4 separate regions of the Homo sapiens genome follow, and all the other regions are linked to region 1. Evidence: chromatin loops called from intact Hi-C (ENCODE). Cell type or tissue: CD4-positive, alpha-beta T cell. All regions are shown on one strand. Each heading gives the region's core, and the rest is flanking DNA. Links, peaks and the distances in the headings are about the cores only.

Region 1 (5,934 bases), core at 472-5,471:
GGGACGAGGGCCTCACCCAGAACCTCGTGGTGAGGCCCAGAGTTCATGGGCTGCCCTGGCCCATACCAGGCAGGGCCCTGGGGGGAAAGTGTATCCATATACACGCACAGGTGCCAACTGAGGTGGGACCTTAGGAATGAGGACTGGGGCACCTGGAAAATGCCATTTTTTGGAAAATAAAATTTAAGAACAGCTAGTGAAGGGCTCAGTTCTGGTCACATGACATGAGGCACTGGCCAATGCAGCAACCCTGACTGCCCTGTCCTCTGCTGTTCAGGGGTGTGTCTTTTGCTCCTGGAGCCCAGACAACTCAAGATAAGGCTTTGAGAGCCAAGAACATCCCCAGCCCGCCGTAGCACAGGGCCTCCCCCGGGACATGCTGCTCTCACACCGAGCTCTGAGATGGAGCTGGGCACACTGCCTCCCTCACCGGGCCAGGCATGGGCTGTGCAAATTTTCTGACGATGCCGCTGGAGTCTTTCCAGATGTGGGGCTGTAGGAGACCACGAGGGATGGCTCTGCTGCTGTCCTTCTGCACAGTAAGCCTGCACTTCTACACCATCCCCTGGAGCTGCTTGCAGACAGTGGGGAATGGTGGGTTTGCAAAGCAAAGCAGGTCAGCCCAGGTGCAGCCAGGGCCACCAGGATCAGGAAGGGGAGCCTGCCCTGAAGGTCTCGGCCCAGACGCCCCAACCTGGCTGATGGGCACAGCATTCATGCTGGGAGTGCCCCCAGTAAACACTGGGGAACAAACGTGCCCCTGGCTGGGGCAGCTCCTCCCTCCCCCACCTAGGGCAGGGGGCCTGAGCTGGTTCCATCCAGAACCAAAACAAACACACAGGGCAGCTGAGAAACACACAGAGCAGCTGCGGAGCGACTTTATTGTCTTCTCCTTCGACAGCTTCGTTGTACATAGCTGGGCCCCCGAGGCCCTGACTGTCCCTGGGAACCAAGCCACGTGGGGTGAAGCTACTTTGAAACCTCACCCACAGTTCACACGTGGTGAAAGAGAAAATCTAGCAAAGTAAATCCAACAACAACCCAAATTAACAGTATTATTAACTTCCTACCCCAAGCTGGCTCTCCCCCAGGCCCTGAACTGGCTCAGGAAGGAGGCAGGAATGAGCTGACCGAGACAAGGCATCCTCCACCCACACATCCCATCTTCTGAGTGGTCCCAGAGCTGTGCGCCACCCCTGTGGGACAATCAGGCACTCCTGGGTCTCTACCAGCTGTGATGAGACGTACAAGAGGAGGGTCTGAGCCCAGAATAAACAAGAGCATCCTGAGGCTGGAGAGGCAGGCCCAGTGTGCCCGGACCACCCTGCTCTGCCTGAGAGGATGGGCTGGGTTCCAGCTGGCCCGGCCGCCACCTAGTGACTGCTTGGGACAGTGGAGATGATGACAGGATGCCCACTCGCCCTAGGCAGTCAGAAGCGGGGTACACACAAACACTCTAGAAGCCACACTTAGCAGGAATTCCCAGTCTTCCGGCCCAGGGGAGGGTGCCACCAGCTCAGGCAGCCCTCAAGAGGAGGCCGGGAGCAACTTCTCCAGGGCCTTCTTCTGCTTCTCGGTGGCTGCAGCCAGGGCCTCAACCAGCTTCTCCTCGGGCATCATGTTGAGCACCTTGAGGGCAAAGAGGAGCTGGCACTTAGCCGTGCTCACGAAGGCGTTGCTCAGGAAGTTGGGGAAGCCTCCGACTCGGTCCTTCTGGGTGTACAGCGGGACCCGCACGAGGCCCAGCACCTGCGCAGACAGGAGGTAGGGGTTGGGGCCAGGCCTGCCACACAATGGCACCTCCAGCAGGAGGGGCCTGGAAGCTATGAGGCCAGGGTATGAGCAGCCAGCTTTGCCAAGGACTTAATGGGAGACCCACGCAGGGCCTGGCAGAAGCCAGCCAGCTCCCTCGGAGCAGTGCAGCCCCCTCCTCCCCAAGCAAGTGTGGAGGCTGACCCCATGCACTCCCCCCCCTCGTACCCAGGCCACCCCACCCCGGGGTCCGCACCCCATGCTCCCCCCGTCCACCCAACGAAGCCTGAACACCCGCAGTCCAGCCCTTCCAGACCACAAAGTACAAATCCCAAGAGCCTTCACGCCCAACATGAGGTTCCCAAGTTTTACAACCCCCGCTGTGCTCAAGTTTCCCAACTCCCCAAGCAATCCCCGCTCCTCCCCCATCCCTTCCTCCCCACCGATCCCACTCCCCCACTCCCAGGATTGGCAATGGCAGGCAGCAAGGCGGATGTAACACAGCCCTGAGGGAGCCCCAGCGCCGGCCCCCACCCCCGCCCCTCCTTTCCCGGCCTCCCAGCCCCAGACCCCTCTCCCCACCCCATTGCTGGAGACAGCGACACCCGACCCAGCCCGGCCAGGGGACCCTCAGGAGACGTGTTACCCATCGGTGCCTTCCACGGGGCCAGAGCCAAACCCCGGGGCGGGGGGCGGGGCCCGGGCGGCGGCCCCACCTCCAGGCCGTGGTCGCGCGAGTGCACCGCGCTGATCTCCACGGCGTGCAGCTGCTCCAGCGTCAGCTGCCGCGCGTACAGGTGCGCCACGACGCGGTGTGGGCCCTCGGTCAGGTGCGAGCTCAGGTAGTCGGCCTCGGTGAGGCGCAGGCAGCCCAGGCCCAGGCCCAGCACCCGGTTCAGGCCGTCCTCCAGCGACCAGAAGCGCCGGTCCACGAAGCCCCCGGGGAAGCCCAGCAGCCCGTCGAAACGCATCTGCATCTGCAAGGGAGCGCGGGTCACAGCCGCGGGGTCGACGGACGCCCCCGCCCGGGCCCGCCCGCGCCGGCACCCTCGCCCGCGCCCTCGCCCGTCCTCACCAGCACCGAGAAGCGCATGGGGATGCGGCCGAAGAGCTGCCCAGGGTTGGCGGCGTACAGCATGGCGTGGCACGAGTGGCTCCAGCCCGGCCCTAGGCGCATCGCCTCCACCCGGCTGATCTGCTTCAGCTCCGGAACCGCCGCCGTCGACATCTTGGCACTGACCCCGTCCCCGCCGCTGCCACTTAAGAGCATGCGCGAGCCCGCCCCCGCCGTGCCTCGCCAATCCGCGGGCGGCCGCGCCCCCGGGTCCGGTTCCCCCGCCAATCGCCGGCGCGCCCCGGGACCGAGCCCCTCGCAGCGCCGCGGTGCGTCGTCGAGAGGTGCTGCGGGCGGTGTGCAAAGGAGGGCGGTGCGCGTCAGCCGTCACCCAATAGTCGCACACCCTGGGCGGCGGCCCCGCCTCCGACGGGAGAGCCTAGACGACTGGTCGGTGCCGTGGTGGCTCAAGGTTGACATTGTGGGCGACGAACATCTTCCTTGGCGCCCCAAAGCGGACAGCCGAAATTCCCTGCGGTTTCTCCACCCTCGATGGCGCCGATCCCCTTGCGCCCACCCGTTTCTCCCCAGGAGGCCGACCCGGCCCGCATGGCCCCGTCCATCCGCAATGGCACCCTTGGCACGACCACACGAGCCAGAGATGCCCCGGAGCCTTGCTCCGCCAGCGCCACCGGACCCAAGCCCGGAGGGAGATGGCCTTCGCCTGCCATGCACGACAGCTGTCCCGACCTAGCCACCCTGCTGGCAGGCTCGATCCAGGACAGCACGGGGAGCAGGGCTTGGCAGGGCTTGAGTGCCCCAGTCCCCGAGTCCACGCTGGGTCAGGGCGGACGACCGGGAGCTCTGGGGCTCTGTGGACCCAGCTTGCTGGGCAGAAAGTGACTTAAATTCCGGGGCTGGACCTTTCCAGCATCCTCCAAGCCGGGCACCCTGTGCCAGGTACTGTGGGGGGAAGAGGGGTTTCCCCAATTTACGATGAGGAACTTGGAGCTCAGAGAGGGACATAACTTGCCTAAGTACAACTGGCAGTTGATGACAGAGGCAGAATCCCGATTCCACAAGGGCCTGAGGTACTTACCACTTACCTTGTGTTTGTACTGGAGATGTCTCTGGGGCTCAGAAGCATCCGAAACAGCCCAAGGCAGAGCGAGGTGCCCTGAACTCCATGATGGCAAGGCTCACCTCACCAGCAGCAGGGCCCAGGGCCACTTTCCTCCCCACCAGGGGAATGGATTTGCTGAGCACATGAACCCCCCTGCCTGCACTCACAGCATGGGTGCCCAGGGCTGGGGCACAGCCTCGGGAGAGCCGTGCAGTGAGGCCGAGCTCGCTGGCACAGAGAAGGCTGCCTTCAGTGGAGGCAGGCAGGAGAAGAGAGAGGGAGAGGGTGGGCATTGGAAACTCACCTGTTAGGTCCGTGGTGGCCTCAGATGTGGAGAATAAGGACCCAGAGAGGGCACCTCTCTCTCCTCCTGTGGCCACCAGTGGGTCAGGGGTCACATGGGACAGCTGCAAGCAGCAGGGGAAGTCCAGATTCCAGAGTGAGCGACCATGTGAGAAGGCGAGAGGGCAGCGAGGGGAAGGGTCCTCTCACCCAAAGAGGGCCCCACCCCTAGGCAGCCAAGCCCAGCCAGCGCCCAGGGCCCGTGGGACGCAGGGGCAGAGGAGGAGAGGCTCCCCTTGCTGCAGCCCCTCCCCGAGACCAGACATCAATACAAGCGCTGGCTCTTCTGGGAGGTACAGAGGGGGAGCCCATCTGGCCCATGCAAGCACCCGTCTGACACCCTGGGCACCCCTCTACCCACACTGGGATGGGGCCAGACCCAGGCAGGTCAGAGCAGCTGCAGGGCCCATGGGTGGCAGCCTTCTCGGGGCAGGGACTGATGGGCTAGAACACGGGCTTTCCCTCCACCCTCACAGTCTTCAAAGAAGGGCCATGGTGGCAGCTTGACCTGCACGCAAAGGAGCTGGGGCCCTGAGTGGTAGGCAGTGGTGTGGTGGGTGCCCTGGGGCACTGGCCACTCCCTGGGCAGGGGAGCGGGGGCTGTGCAGAGGCCTGGGGCCGGGCTCCAGCCTGCGAGCCCACAACCATGGGCAGCTAGACCTGCTCCCACCGTCCGGCCTCCACACGCCAGCCGCAGGGTGCTAGCACTGCTTCTCCGCTTGGAAGCCTGTTTTTAAAACTGACTCCCCCTTATAAAAACACTCCAGCAGCCCCTACAAGCTCTTCAGTATCTATCCAGCACCCTTCACTCCAGCCAGGGGCTCCGTCCCCAGGGGACACATCAGGCTCACTCCTGCCACCTGGAACACTCTTCCAGGGCCAGCTCCTCCTCAGCCCTCAGGGCTGTTTAAGTCTCCTCAGAGAGGCCCTCCCTGCCACCCGGTTAAATGAGACCTTGTACGGGTTCATCTCACCACCATGCTGACTTTCTTCCTAATAGTAACCAAACCTGGCAGGATTCTGATTAGCTGCTGGGCATCTCACTGCCTGGAAGGCAGGCGCCCGGGGCCAGGGCCGGGGCCTCAGCTCTTCTGCCTCCACTGACGCACAGCAGGTGCTCAGCAAATGCCTTGAGATGATCAGGACTAGAGATGGGGACCGGAGCGACTACTCACAAACCTGGAGGCCCTGGGCTCCCCAACCACCTGTTCACGAGAGAGCCCAATCTGGAGGGTGTGGCTTCCCTCCAACCAGACAACTAGCCCTGACAGGGATGGCTGGGAGCTGCCCGTTCTCGTTAGCCCTCACCTTGCTCACTGCCCTGACCCCAGAGGGAAGCCAGGCAGAGGCCGTGGAGCTGCCACGGTGCGGGAGCCACCGCCAACCACCCAGCGGCAAAACTCCGGGTCAGGAAACAGCCACAATCCTGAGGGCTGCACCCGGAGGAAGGAGCAGACAGGATATTGCTGCATGATTTTATTACTATAAATATACAGTAAAAACGAACCAACGATGAGCCCATCTGAGCACATCAGACGGCAGCACATGGGAGTCCCAGCGGGCCACTCTGCGGCCCGAACTTCACGCAAAGCTCTGGCACCAGGACTGATGGCCAGAGGCTGGGGCCTTGGTGGGGGCGGGGGGCGGGCGGTGCAGGGGGCTG
Region 2 (5,934 bases), core at 312-5,311, 340 kb before region 1:
TTTCCCTGGATCCCTGCATGTACGATCTGGCCTTGCCTTGGCCCTCCCACTTCAACCCTGCTCACCACCTCCAACCCCTCCCCCACGGCCCTCCTCTCCCACCAGGTGGCTCTTCCTGCTGCACCTCCCAAGCTGTTTCCCACTTCAGGCTCTGGCCCAGATCTGCACACAGCCGCATCTTTTCTTTCCTTCAATCACAGTCTAAAGGGGCTTGGAGAGGCTTCCCTGCCACACCTGCAACATCCTTCTCTCGCAGTCCTGCCCTTTGCTTCTTGCATTCATCACATAACTGTTTCATGTCTGTTTCCCCTTGAAAAGCTAAGCTCCATGAAGGCAGGGATCAGCTGCAACGGAGCACATACGAGGTGCTCAGCCTGTTGAACACACAAATGATGGTAGAACTCAAATGAGGATGCTAAGAGGGGACAAAAGTATTCCAGGCTGAAGAGCAAAAAAGAAAACCCTTGGCTTCTTAGCAGCTTTGGCTAGAACTGTGGATATGGGCTGCTCTGTTCAAATGCAGAATTTCTGTGGCACCCGTTATGTGCTTAGAAAAACTTGGCAAAGGAGTAGCAAACCTCAAAGTAGGGAGAAAACCAAAGTCAGAACTTGCCAAAGACTGCCTGTTCCTGCAACTCCTAACTGAGGCAGAAAAAAAGAGCGCTTCCGGAGGCAGGGAGTAGGCGTCAGGCCTGGGCTCCTCTGCTGGTTATTTTTAGCAGCCCAATGCAAAGCTCAGAAAGATATACTCCCTTCACATCAATATATTGGTCATTTAAGCCTCTAGGAGGAGCAGTCATTTTGTACATGGTTAAAGTGAACTAGGAGCGTCAGAGCTGTTCCCGGGACCCCTTTGAGGTCCCTGAATTGTATTAGTTTCCAAAAGCAAGGCATCAGCATGGCCATGTTCTCTGTCAAAGCTCAAGAGTCTCTCCCACGCCTCTCTCCTAGCTCTTGGTGGCTGCTAGCCTTCTTTGCATTCTTTGACTTATGACTGCATCAGTCCAATCTCTGCCTGTGTTCATATGAGCTTCTTTCCTCTGTGTGTATTTGTGTCTTTTACAAGAACACCAGTCAGATTGGATTCAGGGCCCACCCTACTCCAGAATGACCTCATCTTAACTAATTACATCTGCAAAGACCCAATTTCCAAACAAGTTCACATTCTGAGGTTCTGGTAAGGACATGAGTTTGGGGGGACACTCTCTAACTGAGTTCACTAACCCTCACCGTGGACTGGCTCAAAGGAGCAGTGGCTCAAAGAGGGGCCTGAGATCAAGCACCAGAAGTGCTGACTGTGGATGAAAAGGGGCTGGCCTGGCCCCTATCTGTGTCCCCCCATACCTGTGGTAGTGAGGGAGAAGGAAAAGAAAAATCCGTTGGGGAAAATTCTGACCTCAGAAGTGGCCTGCCTGAAAAGTCATAGAAACTGGCAAAAATAAAGCAACCTGGGAAAAAACTCAGGCTGGACCTGCACGGAGATAAGCAGACAGGGTCCAGCGCAGAAGCCCTTTGTTCTTTGCATAATTAGCAGGCTCCCGGGAAAAAGTTTCCTCTCCTTTTCAGGCATATACACAGTGGGCTCCATGGAAACCGGCACAGGGAGGAGGGGGCCTTATCTAAAACAAACCCACAGTTACACAAACAAGAGAAGCAGCGATTTGCACTTGCCTAGAGACATACCCACAGCTGCATAACATAAGGGGAGCTGCACAGGCAGTTTTACTGGTAAGAAGTTACTCAGTTACCAGGAGGAGAGCAGTGTCCTATAAAAGTTTTTTGCGGCCAGGCACAGTGGCTCACGCCTGTAATCCCAGCACTTTGGGAGGCGGAAGGAGGCGGATCACCTGAGGTCAGGAGTTTGAAACCAGCCTGGCCAACATGGTAAAATTTCGTCTCTACCCAAAATACAAAAATTAGCAGGGCGCAGTGACGTGTGCCTGTAATCCCAGCTACTCGGGAGGCTGAGGCAGGAGAATCATTTGAACCCAGGAGGCAGAGGTTGTTGAGGTTGCAGTGAGCCAAGATCGCACCATTGCACTCCAGCCTGGGTGACAAGAGCAAAACTCTGTCTTAAAAAAAAAAAAAAAAAAAGCTTTTTGCATTCAGCTGTAACCCGACAATCCACTCGGACTCCCGTCTCCACTTTGGAGAGCTTTCTTCTTTCCCTTATTAAACGTTCGCTCCAACCCCACCCTTGTGTCCACGCTCCTTAGTTTTCTTGGAGGTAGGACAAAGAACCCCGGGACTAGTTCAGACAAGGAGAAACTGCTATATTAAGGTGCACTGGCAAGACCGCAACAGTATCAAGCCAATTAGACTTGCCGTGGCTCCTGGAATGGCCCACGCACTGCACTGGCACCAAGACACCACCCAACCCTGGACACTGCACTGGGACAGGAGGCCTGAAGAGAAGAATCCTCTCAAAGGAAGCTTGAAGTACATGCTACAAAATAAACTGGCTTCTATACTCAGGGCCAGCTTCATGGGCTCACTCAGAAGGTCCCTGGCTTGCTGCAACCATTTGCTCTGACCATCTTGAAATTCTTAATAGTTTTCTGGGTTTTTTAGTAAGTGTCCCCACGTTTTCATTTTGCATTGAGTCACACAAATCATGTAGCTGGGCTGTCTTCAAAAATGTCAAGGTAGTAAAAGACAAAAGGCTGAGGAGCCTTCCAGATGAAGAGATCAAAGAGACATGACAACTAAAAGCAACTCCTGGGTTACAGGGTCAGGGGCGGACAAAAAGGAAAAGAAAAAAAAAGACATTAGAGGGACAATTGAAGGTTAGCTGTGGATGACATCACAGAAATGTCAATGGGAGTTGTCCTAATGATATTTGCCCTGTGGTTAAGAAAATGCCCTTGTTCTTAGGAGATTCATGGCGAGGTATGGGGTAAAGGATCATGACATCTGCAATTTGGTTGCCATTGGTTCAGGAAAAAAAAAAAACAAAGTACAAATGATTGAGTAAATCAGGCAAGCCTAAACCACTGCTAAACATGAATAACAGTTCTACGAGAGTTCTTTATGCTCTCCTTGCAACTTCCTGTAGGTTTGAGATTACCTGGAGATAAAAAGTTAACATCACCAGCACCGCCCGCCAGCCCGCCAGCCGAAAAGAGCGCAGGTAATTCAGTCCGAGCTGAAAGCGGCCACCCTGGGACTTGAGTCACGTGAGGCGAGCCCACATGACCCGAGGCCCCGGTCCAATATGGCGACCTCCACGGGTCGCTGGCTTCTCCTCCGGCTTGCACTATTCGGCTTCCTCTGGGAAGCGTCCGGCGGCCTCGACTCGGGGTGAGTGCAGCTCCCTGGGCCAGCCTGGTTCGGGGGGTCCCCCCTGTCCTCCGAGCTCACGAGGACAGCCCCCTGAGCTCACGGCCGCCCGTCCCCGCAGGGCCTCCCGCGACGACGACTTGCTACTGCCCTATCCACGCGCGCGCGCGCGCCTCCCCCGGGACTGCACACGGGTGCGCGCCGGCAACCGCGAGCACGAGAGTTGGCCTCCGCCTCCCGCGACTCCCGGCGCCGGCGGTCTGGCCGTGCGCACCTTCGTGTCGCACTTCAGGGACCGCGCGGTGGCCGGCCACCTGACGCGGGCCGTTGAGCCCCTGCGCACCTTCTCGGTGCTGGAGCCCGGTGGACCCGGCGGCTGCGCGGCGAGACGACGCGCCACCGTGGAGGAGACGGCGCGGGCGGCCGACTGCCGTGTCGCCCAGAACGGCGGCTTCTTCCGCATGAACTCGGGCGAGTGCCTGGGGAACGTGGTGAGCGACGAGCGGCGGGTGAGCAGCTCCGGGGGGCTGCAGAACGCGCAGTTCGGGATCCGCCGCGACGGGACCCTGGTCACCGGGTGAGGAGGCAGGGAGCCCCGTGCTGTCGAGGGCAGAGGGCCTGAGATTTGGGTTGTAGCCGTGCCTCCGTGTTCAAGTCACTTAACCAAGCTGAGCCCCTGTTTCCTCCTCTGCAGAATGGGGATAGGAATCGCTTCCTTGCAGAGTTTATTCATCATCCAGTATCATTGAGCACTTGCTTGTATCAGGCAATGTGCCGCGCCCCGGTGAGATAGCCGTGAACAACACAGTCTTTGCCTTAACAGCCCTCCCCCATTACTAGAAAAATCAACAAAAGCCGGGTAAATAGCTAACATACATTCTGATTGCTGTGTGTGCAGCAAAGCAACCAACGGGGTGAACCCGTTGTAAATAGTGTTGATTTTAGGGAGGGTGATCTGGAACACGCCTCTCCGAGGTGACCTTTGAGTGGGAACTTGAAGATGAATCACTAAGTGAGCCAAGGTCAGAACTGGAGGAAGAGCGTTTCAGTCCAAAGGAACCCCACGCACAAAGGCTCAGAGGCTCAGGGGGGCTTGTGTGTATGAGGGACTGAAAAAGGAGTGGGGTGTCAGAAACATCAACTCATCAAGACTGATGATTTTTTTTTTTTTGAGACAGAGTCTTGCTCTGTTGCCCAGGATGGAGGGCAGTGGCATGATACCGGCTCACTGCAACCTCTGCCTCCCGGGTTCAAGCGATTCTCCTGCCTCAGCCTCTGGAGTAGCTGGGACTACGGACGTGTGCCACCACGCCCGGCTGATTTTTGTATTTTTAGTAGAGACGGGATGGGGTGGGGAACGGGGGAGTGGGTTCACCATATTGGCCTGGCCGGTCTCGAACTCCTGACCTCAAGTGATCCACCCACCTCAGCCTCCCAAAGTGCTGGGATGACAGGTGTGAGCCACCACGCCCTGGCAAGATTGATGATTTGAATTATTTAAAATTATCTTAAAAATTATTTGAGTCTCAAAAAAAAAGTATTTGTTGATGATAAAGCTTGTTCTGATCCTGAGTGGGACCAGGTGGGAGAGAGCAGTGGAGAAACAAGGAAGCCAATGAAGGGCCGTAACAGGGATCAAGTGGTAGTTGGGCTGGGTATGGCCTGGGGATTGAGGGCCATAGATGGATTTGAGCTCTGTTGGGGGATGGTCATTTCTGTTAAATGAAACAGACTGTTTGCAAAGGCTTGTGGGGATTGTATTGTCAGAACCCTGTCCAGCTTCAGCTCTGACAACAGGGAGATTCCTAGGGCTGTTAAGTTGTCCCAGCTACACTCAGGCCCCAGGAGGTTCCTGGGGCATGAGGGGGAATCTAGCAGCCAGGTTGGGATGGCTAGGGAGAAAGAGCCTGACTATCTGCAGTTGCCCCTGCTGGTGAGTGAGCTTCCCACCTTCCCCGGATCCAGGTACCTGTCTGAGGAGGAGGTGCTGGACACTGAGAACCCATTTGTGCAGCTGCTGAGTGGGGTCGTGTGGCTGATTCGTAATGGAAGCATCTACATCAACGAGAGCCAAGCCACAGAGTGTGACGAGACACAGGAGACAGGTTGGATGGGGAGGCTGTTGGCAACAACCCTCTCGAGAACCAGGACCAGTGGGCTGGGCGGAGCTGTTCTTAAGTCTTTCAACAAGTATTGAGCAGCTACTTTGTGCCCAGCACTATTCTGGGTACTGGGGATTCATGGGGAGGAAGATAGGCTTATATTGAATATATAGGACAAAAAATAGTTATAGAATATGCTGAAAAGAATTGATAAGTGCTCAGAAACAAAAATAAAGTTAGGGGAAAGGGGAGAGATGGGGACCGGAGCTGTGGGTACAGGAAGAGAAAAGTGAAGAGAAAAAAATCTTCATGGACCTGCAACATCGGCGTGGCCCAGGAGCTTGTTTCAAAGCCCCACACCCTCAGACCTGCAGAATCAGAGGCAAGGCCCAAGAGTCTATGTTTTAACGGGCCTCCATGGTGACTCTGACCGACACTCAAGGTTGAGAACCACTGGGATGCAGAATACTGGGATGGGGACAGGATACCATGACCATTTTAGAGTGGGCAGTAAGCTAGGTGTGGTGGCTAACACCTATAATCCCAGCACTTT
Region 3 (5,934 bases), core at 428-5,427, 270 kb after region 1:
TTGGGAGGCTGAAGTGAGCCAGGATCACATCACTGCAATTTGGCCTGGGCAACAGAGCAAGAGTCCATCTCAAAATAAAAATAAGGCCGGTCGCGGTGGCTCAAGCCTGTAATTCCAGCACTTTGGGAGGCTGAGGCGGGTGGATCACAAGTTCAGGAGATCGAGACCATCTTGGCTAACACGGTGAAACCCTGTCTCTACTAAAAATACAAAAAATTAGCTGGGCGTGGTGGCGGGCGCCTGTAGTCCCAGCTACTCAGAAGGCTGAGGCAGGAGAATGGCGTGAACCCGGGAGGCGGAGCTTGCAGTGAGCTGAGATAGCGCCACTGCACTCCAGCCTGGGCAACACAGCGAGACTCCGTCTCAAAAAAAAAAAAAATTCATTCTGTTGGCCAGGTGCAGTGGCTGATGCCTGTAACCCCAGCACTTTGGGAAGCTGAAGCAAGGGAATCACTTTAGCCCAGCCTGGGTAACATGGTGAAACCCCATCTACAGAAAACTAGCTGGGTGTGGTGGTGCATGCCTGTAGTCCCAGCTACTCAGGAGGCTGAGGATGGAGGATCGATTGAACCTGGGAGGTCAAGGTTGCACTGAGTTGTAATTGTGCCTCTGCACCAGTCTGGGCAACAGGAGGCCCTGTCTTAAAAAATAATTAAATACATAAATAATCATTCTCTTAACCAAACACACATCCAATCTCTTTGTTCTCTGCCATCTCCTCAGTGCCCAGAACAGTGGCTGGCATACAATTGGCCTCAATTAACACCTGTGAATGAATGAATTTTCAGACAGGTGCTCGAAGGGGTTAAATAATACACCCCGCTCACAGACGCTGGGGAAGTTCACCCCTGAAGCCCAGGCTCTTTTCTTTACATTGCATGAAGTAACCACAATTACTGATACTTTAATGATTGTCTACTATGTAACTATTACAAACTGGATTGCAACAGGAAGTTAGTTGGTATAAATTATCTTGTCAGGGCCCTTTAATTAATCTTTATAAATTTATAGATAGCTTAAATACCATTTGCACAAATTCTAGAGGACACAAAACTAGCACAATTCAGGTACGTACAACACACAGCACAAAACACACGGCATAAGAAAAGAAGGCTAAGCAGGGCACGGTGGTTCACGCCTGTAATCCCAGCACTTTGGGAAGCCAAGGGGAGGCGGATCACCTGAGGTCTGGAGTTTGAGACCAGCCTGGCCAACATGGCGAAATCCCGTCTCTATTAAAGATACAAAAATTGGCCAGGCGTGGTGGCGCATGCCTCTAGTTCCAGCTACTGGGGAGGCTGAGGCAGGATAATCTCTTGAACCCAGGAGTCGGAGGTTGCAGTGAGTCGAGATTGAGCCACTGCACTCCGGCCTGGGCAACAGAGCAAGATTCAGTTTCAAAAAAAAAAAGAAAAGAAAAGAAAAGAAAACATGACTAAGCACTTCAAGGCTTAATGTATAATTCAGTGTCATCTCAGGCAATGATATCAAGCCTCCACCTCCTTGTGACATTTATAAGTGGTTTAACATCTAAGCCTCAGTATCTTTATAAAATGGAATAACAGTGCCTATCATGTGGAAATGTGATGTAAGGGGAAAACCATGCCTGGCCAACAGTAAGTGCTCAATAAATGTCTGACTGTGTTATTATTACAATCACCAACTAAAGACTTCTAAAAAGATTGTTAACTGTGCCCTTCAATTAGCACCACGTGGTAGAAAGAGCGTAAACTATGACATGACTGCTTTGGGTTTGAGACAACTCTTCTAGTCTAACTCCATGACCTTGGGCTGGTCGATTCCTCCGTTGAATCTCAGTTTCTCATTCTTTAAAATGGTGATGACGGCAGGCATCTTGCAGGGTTGTTGTAACAAAGTACCTAGGCCTCTCCGAATGGCAGTTAGCTCTTCCCTTCCGCTACGGGCTAGAAGGTGGAGAGATGGGAAAGGAAGAGGACGAGGGAGCAGCGGCCTCCAGAAATGTTGACAGAGAGGTGAAGGTTCACGATCTACGGGGCGTTTCATCACCGCCGCCGGGGGCTCCACGCTTCTCTCCCTTCCTTGACGGCTGAGCAGCCACTGGGGCCTCCCCGCCTCCTGCCTGTCTGTGTCTCCGGCAATTGTGCATCCGCGTCGGAAGACACCCTCCACCCCACTACCCCTGCAGCCGTAGTCACAGCGAGGAGACTCACTCTTTTCTAGGCCCTGAAACCGCCACTCGGAAGTTGGAACCTGCCCTCACCTGTAAGGCTGACACCAGGTCTCAATGTCAGCAGCGCTCGGGGGCCGCAAGAGGTCAGGGAAGACGCAAAGGCGGGGACGCTCAGCTTGCGGCTCAGCCATGCCCCCACCACGCCCTCCCTGGGCGGCCGGGCCCCTCTACCCGATATAGCCGGCAGCCGCGGGGTCCCCACAACCACCAGCAACCAGCGTGTGGAGCACCGCGCAGCCATCTTGGCCCGGGGACTCTGCGCCTGCGCCGCCCGGCTCTAGGTGGGCCTCGCGGGAACGGCGGGCGCGCGTAGAGGCGCATGCGTCGCGCACGCGCAGGCGCACCGTACGCGTAGCCGCAGCCAACGCGCCTTCCGGGTAGCCATCGCCGAAACGGGGTTTGCTCTGAAGAGTGTTGTTAGGTAGACTCGCCGTGCAGAACCTCGCTATTCTGTGCTAGACAACCAATGGGTGTACGTTATCGGTGTAAGGACGTGGTTGAATGTAGCCGAACTTAAGTGGTCCGAGGGGTCTGGCTAAGGGCGAGACTACAAGTCCCAGCATACAACGCGGTCCTCCGTCGCGCCGCTCCCAGCATGTAGTGCGTGGTTTCCTCCTGCTGACCCTGAGACTTACGACGAATTGCGTGAGTTTTACTCATGCCGTCTCCGCGCGCTTCTAGTAAATCTTCGTCGCCACCCTCAGAATCCTGGCCGCAGTCTCACTGTCTCTTAGGCTGATTCCCCACCCGCCTCCTCTAACAAGACTCAGTTCTCCTTTTTTTCTTTTTTTTTTTTTTGACAGAGAGTCTCGCTCTGTCGCCAGGCTGGAGTGCAGTGGCGCGATCTCAACTCACTGCAACCTCCTCCTCCCGGGTTCAAGCAATTCTCTGCCTCAGTCTCCCGAGTAGCAGGGATTACAGGCGCGCGCCACCGCGCCCGGCTAATTTTTTTGTATTTTTAGTAGAGACGGGGTTTCACCATCTTGGCCAGGCTGGGTCTTGAACTCCTGACCTCGTGATCCACCCGTCTCGGCCTCCCAGAGTGCTGGGATTACAGGCGAGAGCCACCGCGCCGACCTCAGCTCTCTCCTTAAGCGTGTTAGCCTTCTCCAAACCTGCAGTGAACTTGCTGGTTCCGAATGGGAGCCGTGCTGCCCAAAAACTAAATTAGTAAAACTTGTGAGCGCCTACTGTGTGTCATGCATGTTCTAGAATATCGGGGATACAGTGATGCCTGATACACCATCCCTGTTCGGGAGGAGCAAACAATGACTCGAGAGAGGCTCCTTAGCAACTAACAATGTTAAATGCTATCACAGGAATAAGCACTGTTACAGTCATACAAGGTGAAGGAGTCATTCCATTTCTAAAATGGGAGAGAGGAAGTTTGGGATGTCAGGGCTTCTAAGAGGTAAGATTCAAACTGAACATCGATGAAAAGTGTGTCAGGTAGGGATGGAGTATTCCAAGTAGCCTGAACTTAAGAAACAAATGTCTAAGATATGAAAGTGTTTGCCTTCTTTGCTTAAACCCTAAATTTAAGAGTATGTGATGAGGCCGGTCGCGGTGACTCACGCCTGTAATTCCAGCATTTTGGGAGGCCGAGGTGCCGGCGGATCACGAGGTCAGGAGTGCCAGACCAGCCTGGCCAACATGGTGAAACCCCGTCTCTACGAAAAATACAAAAATTAGCCAGTCATGGTAGCACGCACCTGTAATCCCAGCTCCTCGGGAGGCTGAGGCAGGAGACTCGCTTGAACCCAGGAGGCGGAGGTTGCAGTGAGCCAAGATCGCGCCACTGCACTCCAGCCTGGGCAAGAGAAACTCCATCTCAAAAAAAAAAAAAAAAAGAAAAGAAGTGGTGGCCGGGCGCAGTGGCTCACGCCTGTAATCCCAGCACTTTGGGAGGCCGAGGCGGGCGGATCACCTGAGGTCCGGAGTTCGAGACCAGCCTGACCAACATGGAGAAACCCCGTCTCTACTAAAAATACAAAATTAGCCGGGCGTGGTGGCGCATGCCTGTAATCCCAGCTACTCCGGAGGCTGAGGCAGGAGAATGGCTTGAACCCGGAAGGTGGAGGTTGCAGTGAGCCGAGATCACGCCATTGCACTCCAGCCTGGGCAAAAAGAGCGAAACTCTGTCTCAAAAAAAAAAAGTATGTGATGAGATGAGGCTAGGAAGGGAGACCTGACCTGGTTAGTCTTGCAAAGGACTTTCAATTTTCACACTCCCACCATCATAACCACCTCAAGCAATGGGGAAAAAACCTGAGGATTCTTGTTTGGATTTAAAACAAACTGTGCTCATAAATCTTCACCCCCATCCCCAAAGCCTGGGAATCTGTGCTACTCCCCCTCCCCGCTACTCCCAGCATTGTACACCAAATTTTTGTGTACGTGGATGTTAATTTGGGTAGATACCCATAGCTTTCGTCAAATTCTCCACAGGCATTGAGACTCGAAGATTAAAAACCACCGGTCCTGCCAGGCACGGTGGCTCACGCCTGTAATCCCAGCACTCTGGGAGGCTGAGGCAGGCGGATCACCTAAGGTCAGCAGTTCGAGACTAGCCTGACCAACATGGAGAAACCCTGTCTCTACTAAAAATACAAAATTAGCTGGATGTGGTGGCGCATGCCTGTAATCCCAGCTACTCGGGAAGCTGAGGCAGGAGAATTGCTTGAACCCAGGAGGCGGAGGTTGCGGTGAGCCGAGATCGCGCCATTGCACTCCAGCCTGGGCAACAAGAGTGAAACTCCCTCTCAAAAAAAAATAATAATAATAAATAAATAAATAAAACCACCAGTCCTTTGAAGAACAGTGACCAAGCTATTGTAAATTGCAAGTAATAGTTGGAGAGAGTTTGGGCTACGGAATGGGGAGGACTGAGATGAACAAGGGTGTTGGGAGGTGAGCAAGAGTTCCTTTAATACATTCAGCAAATACTTAAATGACCAGCATAGTGATGAAGAGTATGGGTTCTGGGCCAGGCACAATGGCTCACGCCTGTAATCCCAGCACTCTGGGAGGCTGAGGCGGGCGGATCACCTGAGGTCAGGAGTTCAAGACCAGCCTGGCCAACACGATGAAACCCTGTCTCTACTAAAAATACAAAAATTAGCCGGGAATGGTGGCAGGCGCCTGTAATCCCAGCTACTCGGGAGGCTGAGGCAGGAGAATTGCTTGAACCCGGGAGGCGGAGGTTGCAGTGAGCTGAGATAGTGCCACTGTACTCCAGCCTGGGTGACAGAGTGAGACTTTGTCTCAAAAAAAAAAGATACGGGTTCTGACTGGGCGCGGTGGCTCATGCCTGTAATCCCAGCGCTCTGGGAGGCCGAGGAGGGCAGATCACAGCGTCAGGAGTTCAAGACCAGTCTGGCCAACATAGTTAAACCCCGTCTCTACTAAAAATACAAAAATTAGCCAGGTATGGTGGCACATGCCTGTATTTCCAGCTACTGGGGAGGCTGAGGCAGGAAAATCGCTTGAACCCAGAAGGCAGAGGTTGCAGTGAACCAAGATCGCGCCACTGCACTCCAGCCTGGGCAACAAGATCAAAACTCCGTCTCAAACAAAAAAAGAGTATGGGTTCTGTGGCCAGGCGCGGTGGCTCACACCTGTAATCCTAGCATTTTGGGAGGCTGAGGCGGGCGGATCACCTGAGGTCAGGTGTTGGAGACTAGCCTGGCCAACATGGAGAAACCTCGTCTCTACTGAAAATA
Region 4 (5,934 bases), core at 663-5,662, 400 kb before region 1:
TGTACCCTTTAAAAACACCCCTGTTCAAAAAACAAAACCATTGAGTCAGCACTGCAGGTGGGTGTCAGCACCTCTGACAGCTCCAGCGCTTTCGTTTTCTATTTAAGACTTAGACAAAGACTTCAGAATATACAAAAACCTGCAATGAGAGGGGGGAATCTAGGGAATGTTTTTTAAACCATCCACAGCAAAAACAGAGATGACAGGTGCAAAACAGCTTCTAGCATTTGGTTGATGTTCAGAGACTTTCTTTTTTGCTTTCATGAGGCCTGTCCTGCCCACTCCTGTCTCCTCTAGACCTAAATGGGCCCTTGCTTTGCCCAGGGTGGGGTTTGGACTCAAGTGCATCTGCCTGCAGGTGAGAGGCAGGATCACCACCCGGCCCAGCCACAGCCTGACCTTGGCCTTGAGGGCCAAGTGCAGATCACCCTGCATCCTGGGTCTTCACGTTCGAAGGGCCATGAGCCCTTCTGAAAAGACCAAGCAATAGACTCCCTCGCAGAAAGAAGTGCACCAGAAGAATACATTTTCCATACAAACTCAGGAGGCAGATATCCTCCACCCCCACCCACCCAGCCCATCCTAGGAGCCCCGGTGAAGAATTCCTGTGCTAGAGGTGAACCAAGATTATCCATGTGGAAAAGATACAGCCACAGCAGGGAAAACTTTCGGGGCAATACCAGGGCTTCGAGCATGGAGATACCTGAAGTTATCTCGCACCCTGCTCTGAGTTTCACCCTGAGCCTCACTCTCGTAGGTGGTGAAGCATGAAATGTAGGGAGAGCTGCTTTAAAACCCAGCACAAGGCTGGGTGCACTGGCTCACACCTGTAATCCCAGGACTTTGGGAGGCTGAGGTGGACAGATCACCTAAGGTCAGGAGTTCCAGACCAGCCTAGCCAACATGGCAAAAACCCATCTCTACTAAAAATACAAAAATTAGCTGGGCGTGGTGGTACATGCCTATAGTCCCAGCTACTCAGGAGGCTGAGGCAGGAGAATCGCTTGAACCCAGGAGGCAGAGGCTGCAGTGAGCCAAGATCGGGCCACTGCACTCCAGCCTGGGCAACAGGGCGAGACTCTGTGTCAGAATAAATGAAAAACCAGCACCAGCCTGAAGAGCCTGTGTATTGCGTGGGGTACTTTGCTGCCCTTGGGCAGAATCTGCATCCCTCCCAGCCAGCAGGCACTGTGGACCGTCTCCTCCCTCTCCCTCCAGGCTCCTGTTTTCCCGCCGTCCCCACTCCTGCTGCACCAGTCCCTCTGCCCTCCTTTCCAAGTGCCAGGCTGTGGCCACCTCAGAGCTTGCACCAGCTGTTCCCACTGCCTAGAACTTGCTCATCCTGCATTTGGCTTCTCTGGGCTTTAGCTGGAGTGTCACCCGGAGCGTCCCGTCCCCTCCATCCTGTCCCCAGGGACACACACTCCAAGAGAGCAGTTGCCGAGTGGGCCTTCCCGCCTCTTCCATAGAGCCAGACCGTTGGCGACTGTCCTTACTGCAAACCCTGGTTCACACTGGCTCCCCTGGGAGGGAGGCGGTTTGGGCCCACATGCCCTGTGTTCCTGCTCAGAATGGGCGTTAGAAATGCTGCCATAGCCTGTGCCACTGCAGTGGAAGCATTTTTAGGAAACAGCTTATATCTTAAGACAAACTTCAGATGCATGGGGCCAAAACGCTGTGTCCATCTACATCTTTGCTGAGGGATCGGGTAGCCTGGAGTTTGCCCTCTGCTGTGTTGGCTTGAAGCTCATAGGAGACTTAAGACGGGCTCTCGAGCAACCAACGTTCTGTCCTTTGCCGTAGACTGTGAAGCATCCTGTGTGTGTGAAGCACCCGCCGTCCGTCAAATATGCCCGGTGCTTTCTCTCAGAACTCATCAAAAAGGTCAGTTATGGGCAGTGTCCGCCCAGTAGCCGGACAGCATAGCCACCTGCGTGCTGGAGCCCCCGTCCTTCCCAGGCCCTGGGCCTGCTTTGCAAACCCCAGCATGGCAGGGGCCTCCCCAGGCAACTGGCTGCAGCCACATGTGACCCATGGGAGACAGTGCAGGGCGGGAAGAAGGGGAGGCCAGCATCTCTCCCTCACTCTGCCTCCTGGGGTTTCCACGGCAGCTGCTCCTCTGGGGCCCCAGCTCCTAGCATATGGATTCTCATTCCTACCAGGCTGGCCCAGCCCACAGCACTGGAACCCTCACCCGCACCCTCTGTCCTGCCCGCTGAAGGGTTTGGAGTTTCCTGCTCTTGTCCGTCTCTGGGTTGCCCCACAGGCCCCTGTTGGAAGATTTAGCTCTTGCCATACCTTCGGAACTAGTTCCTCTGGTGAATTCTCTGCATTAATCCTGCTGGAATGAGCTCTTTCCTGACTGATAAAGGATGAATTTTATTTTTTACTTATTTATTTATTTTTTTGAGACAGAGTCTCACTGTGTTGCCCAGGCTGGATTACCGTGACACAATCTCGGCTCCCTGAAACCTCTGCCTCCTGGGTTCAAGCAACTGTCATGCCAGCCTCCTAAGAAGCTGGGACTACAGGCACACGCCACCATGCCTGGCTAATTTTTTATTTTTAATAGAGACAGAGTTTCACCATGTTGGCCAGGCTGGTCTCGAACTCCTGACCTCAGGTGATCCGCCTGCCTCGGCCTCCCAAAGTGCTGGGATTACAGGCATGAGCCACCGCACCTGGCCTAGGATGGATTTTAAAGATGCGCCCGAACATGCAGGGTTTGACATGAGGATGTCGAGAGGCCTCCTCAGTAGGCAGTAGCAGACCTGCTGAGTGAAAGAGCCACACTTTTAGCAAATAAACAATCCCCTGCTTCTCCAATACCTGCTTTCTCCCTAGTCCTCCCCAGAAGCATGCATCTGTGGTCACCAGCAGGTCTGCCCTGTGCCACCAGGAGAGGGCAGCAGTCACCCAGTGTACTCTGCTGCTGCCCTGTGAATCATAGGACGGGGCCAGCTGTGGAGAAGCGGCCTGCTGACAGCCACAGCCTGCAGCATGGGCCGCCCTCACACTTCTGCCTGGGCTCACTTAAAAGCACCTTTTGTTTTCCTCCTCTCTGTGTTTGATCCAAACACGGCTCTCTATCATGGTCACCTGGCAACTCTCACGGAATCCTTGTCTCCTGCCCTAGACTACACCTAACCCTACCCTCCCAACACCTCTGGTTCAAGGCCCTCCCATCCAGGTTTCCCTACCAAGTGAATTTTTTTTTTTAGAGACAAGGTCTCTGTTGCCCAGGCTGTCCTCGAACTCCTGGGCTCAAGCAGTCCTCCCATGTCAGCCTCTAGAGTAGCTGGGACTATTCGGCACACACCACCAAGCCCAACGAAGTGAATATTTTATATGGCAGCTGGCCGGTATTATACCATTCCATCGCAAATCTCCCCTCCAAACTTGGTGAAAATCATCTGGCCATTTTTACAGATTAGAACGAAAGCAAACAAGCTCTCACTCTGTCTGCCCCCAGCACGAGGCTGTCCACACAGAGCCTTTGGACGAGCTGTATGAAGCGCTGGCGGAGACCCTGATGGCCAAGGAGTCCACCCAGGGCCACCGGAGCTATTTGCTGGTATGAGAAGGGCACCCTCCTCCCCCTCACAGCCCAGATACCCTTCCTGCACAGACAAAGTGAAAACGTGGGTGTGGGTTCAAATCCTGACTCACCCATTCTACAGTCTTAGACATGAGGTCCGTCAACCTTCTTTAGCCTCAGTTTCCCTGTCTGTAAATCAGGCACTTCAACAACAACAGCATGTCTCGTGGAGTTGTTGGGCACTTATCCAATAGGTGACACACACTACCTGCTTCACAAGGACCTGGTGCCCAGTCCTCAAAGAATACTTGACAGGGCTGGGCGTGGTGGCTCACGCCTGTAATCCCAGCGCTTTGGGAGGCCGAAGTGGTTGCATCTGAGGTCAGGAGTTCGAGACCAACCTGGCCAATATGGTGAAACCCTGTCTCTACTAAAAATACAAAAATCAGGCCGGGCGTGGTGGCTCATGCCTGTAATCCCAGCATTTTGGGAGGCTGAGGCGGGGGGATCACCTGAGGTCAGGAGTTTGAGACCAGCCTGGCCAACATGGTGAAACTCCATCTTTACTAAAAATACAAAAATTAGCGGGGTGTGGTAGTGGGCACCTGTAATCCCAGCTACTAGGGAGGCTGAGGCAGGAGAATCTCTTCAACCCAGGAGGTGGAGGTTGTAGTGAGCCAAGATCATGCTATTGCACTCCAGCCTGGGCAACGAGAGCAAATCTCTGTCTCAAAAAAAAGTACAAAAAGTAGCCGGACATGGTGGCACACGCCTGTATTCGCAGCTACCTGGGCGGCTGAGGCAGGAGAATTGCTTGAACCCAGGAGGCAGAGGTTGCAGTGAGCCAAGATCGTGCCACTGACTCCAGCCTGGGTGACAGAGCTCAAAAAAAAATAAGATAAAACATAGATACAGAAAACCACAAAGGAAAAACAGCATATTGAATCATCACAAGGCAGCCACCCCTTCATAGCCACACCTGTCCCCTGGCCACCACTGACATGTGTTCCATCGCCAGAATTCCGTTGTCTCAGGAAGGTTCGATGAATGGAATCCTGTGTGGCCTGAGATGAGTGTCTTTCACACCGCGTGACACCCTTGAGGCCCGTGAAAGCTGTTGGCATGCCAACAGTTAGCTGCTTCTCATTGCTGAGTGGCGATTGGTCCTGTCATGGTTTATTCAGCCATGTGGTGGGGCTACTTGTCTTCTAAGCCACTTGCCTTCTGATCGCTGGACTGACTCTCTCGCCTTCTCTTGGTGCAGCCCTCGGGAGGCTCGGTCACACTCTCCGAGAGCACGGCCATCATCTCCTACGGTACCACAGGCCTGGTCACATGGGACGCCGCCCTCTACCTTGCAGAATGGGCCATCGAGAACCCGGCAGTCTTCACTAACAGGTGACCTCGGGGCGCAGGGCAGGGCACCGAGGCAGGCTTACCCTGGTGCAGTCGCAGACACGGTCCCCTTTCCTCCCGCCAGGACTGTCCTAGAGCTTGGCAGTGGTGCTGGCCTCACAGGCCTGGCCATCTGCAAGATGTGCCGCCCCCGGGCATACATCTTCAGCGACTGTCACAGCCGGGTCCTTGAGCAGCTCCGAGGGAATGTCCTTCTCAATGGCCTCTCATTAGAGGCAGACATCACTGCCAAGTTAGACAGCCCCAGGGTGACAGTGGCCCAGCTGGACTGGGACGTCGCGACGGTCCATCAGCTCTCTGCCTTCCAGCCAGATGTTGTCATTGCAGCAGGTAATGCCCAGCCCCGGGCACCCTGTGCAGGTGGTGTCCTTGCAGCTCTACCCAGCTCTTGGCTCTGGGAAAAGGGAACAATGGACGCTGTCGGGCATGGACATGATGGGGCTTCCAGAAGAGTTACTCTGGGCCTCCAGGGTGACATCACAGGACAGGGGTGCCTCTTAAGGTGACCTTCAACCCACAGCCCTCTTTTTGGAGACAGGCATACTCCCGTTCCAGTCGTTACCACATGGCTCTGTCCCAGAGCCATGCCCTGTGTCCTTCAGAGACCACAGGAGGAAAACAACCACTTCTGGGACGAAGACAGGGCCCTTGAGAGAAGGTGGTGTTTGGCTGGGCCACCGAAAACCCCTCACCCCTGCCAGCACACTCAGTCCCCTCTCTGGTGGAACAGAGCTCTGCCTGTGGTCCTAGGTCCCAGCCCTGAAACCCACAGGTCCAGCGGTGGCCAGGGACACAAGCCCACCCCTGCAAGCCAGCAGACAAATCAGCAGATGCCTGAAACATGAAGTTCATGGCAGGGTCAGGCTTTGTGTCATTCAAAGCCCTCTAGATAGGCCAAGAACCAGAGCTGGTTTTTTAAGGAACACCAGTGAGTCTGGAGATTTTTTTCTTTTGCTTCGGTCTTTTGCAGCTTTCTCTAC

What was found. Hi-C counts contacts between places; a loop is a spot of excess contacts. Peaks named below come from ENCODE experiments on the same cell type or tissue, not always from the same donor. Only the 100,000 strongest peaks of a DNase experiment are listed, where the experiment ranks them.
Region 2: it touches region 1 in a loop (2.6-fold over the local background); 2 of 110 quality-filtered maps call a loop at or near these places.
Region 3: it touches region 1 in a loop (2.0-fold over the local background); 2 of 110 quality-filtered maps call a loop at or near these places.
Region 4: a loop joins it to region 1, with 5 times the contacts of the local background. A loop is called at or near these places in 2 of 110 quality-filtered maps.

The regions. Positions count from the first base shown.
Region 1 is chr16:4,690,773-4,696,706 of GRCh38, reverse strand. NUDT16L1 (nudix hydrolase 16 like 1) reads right to left here and starts at 3,145. Exons shown (of 3, transcript NM_032349.4): 1 at 2,828-3,145; 2 at 2,469-2,729; 3 at 863-1,749. The coding sequence starts at 2,980. The coding sequence ends at 1,528. It overlaps MGRN1 (mahogunin ring finger 1), which reads right to left. Exons shown (of 17, transcript NM_015246.4): 17 at 5,735-5,934. It overlaps ANKS3 (ankyrin repeat and sterile alpha motif domain containing 3), which reads left to right. Exons shown (of 18, transcript NM_133450.4): 18 at 1-196. RefSeq lists enhancers at 1,115-1,615, 2,218-2,725, 2,726-3,233, 3,485-3,574 and silencers at 2,325-2,824, 2,935-3,294. In CD4-positive, alpha-beta T cell, for the core only: no CTCF peak of the experiment used is centred there; DNase peaks (open chromatin) are centred at 1,806, 2,516, 3,836 and 4,596; H3K4me3 peaks cover 2,444 bases; H3K27ac peaks cover 826 bases.
Region 2 is chr16:5,031,195-5,037,128 of GRCh38, reverse strand. It overlaps NAGPA (N-acetylglucosamine-1-phosphodiester alpha-N-acetylglucosaminidase), which reads left to right and starts at 3,194. Exons shown (of 10, transcript NM_016256.4): 1 at 3,194-3,300; 2 at 3,401-3,856; 3 at 5,245-5,384. The coding sequence starts at 3,215. It overlaps NAGPA-AS1 (NAGPA antisense RNA 1), which reads right to left and starts at 3,427. Exons shown (of 2, transcript NR_038913.1): 1 at 3,068-3,427. RefSeq lists enhancers at 3,083-3,262, 3,456-3,957. In CD4-positive, alpha-beta T cell, for the core only: no CTCF peak of the experiment used is centred there; DNase peaks (open chromatin) are centred at 3,178 and 3,458; H3K4me3 peaks cover 1,632 bases; H3K27ac peaks cover 744 bases.
Region 3 is chr16:4,422,401-4,428,334 of GRCh38, reverse strand. It overlaps DNAJA3 (DnaJ heat shock protein family (Hsp40) member A3), which reads right to left and starts at 2,467. Exons shown (of 12, transcript NM_005147.6): 1 at 2,243-2,467. The coding sequence starts at 2,453. LOC124903635 (a long non-coding RNA gene) reads left to right here and starts at 2,546. Exons shown (of 3, transcript XR_007064963.1): 1 at 2,546-2,857. In CD4-positive, alpha-beta T cell, for the core only: no CTCF peak of the experiment used is centred there; DNase peaks (open chromatin) are centred at 2,524, 2,814 and 3,351; H3K4me3 peaks cover 2,059 bases; H3K27ac peaks cover 1,823 bases.
Region 4 is chr16:5,089,434-5,095,367 of GRCh38, reverse strand. It overlaps EEF2KMT (eukaryotic elongation factor 2 lysine methyltransferase), which reads left to right. Exons shown (of 8, transcript NM_201400.4): 3 at 1,804-1,884; 4 at 3,473-3,574; 5 at 4,803-4,936; 6 at 5,019-5,284. Among named protein-coding and RNA genes, the nearest start is that of EEF2KMT, 5.4 kb to the left of the region's middle. RefSeq lists enhancers at 4,610-5,110, 5,111-5,611. In CD4-positive, alpha-beta T cell, for the core only: CTCF peaks have their summits at 2,680 and 2,882 (motif pointing right); a DNase peak (open chromatin) is centred at 2,927.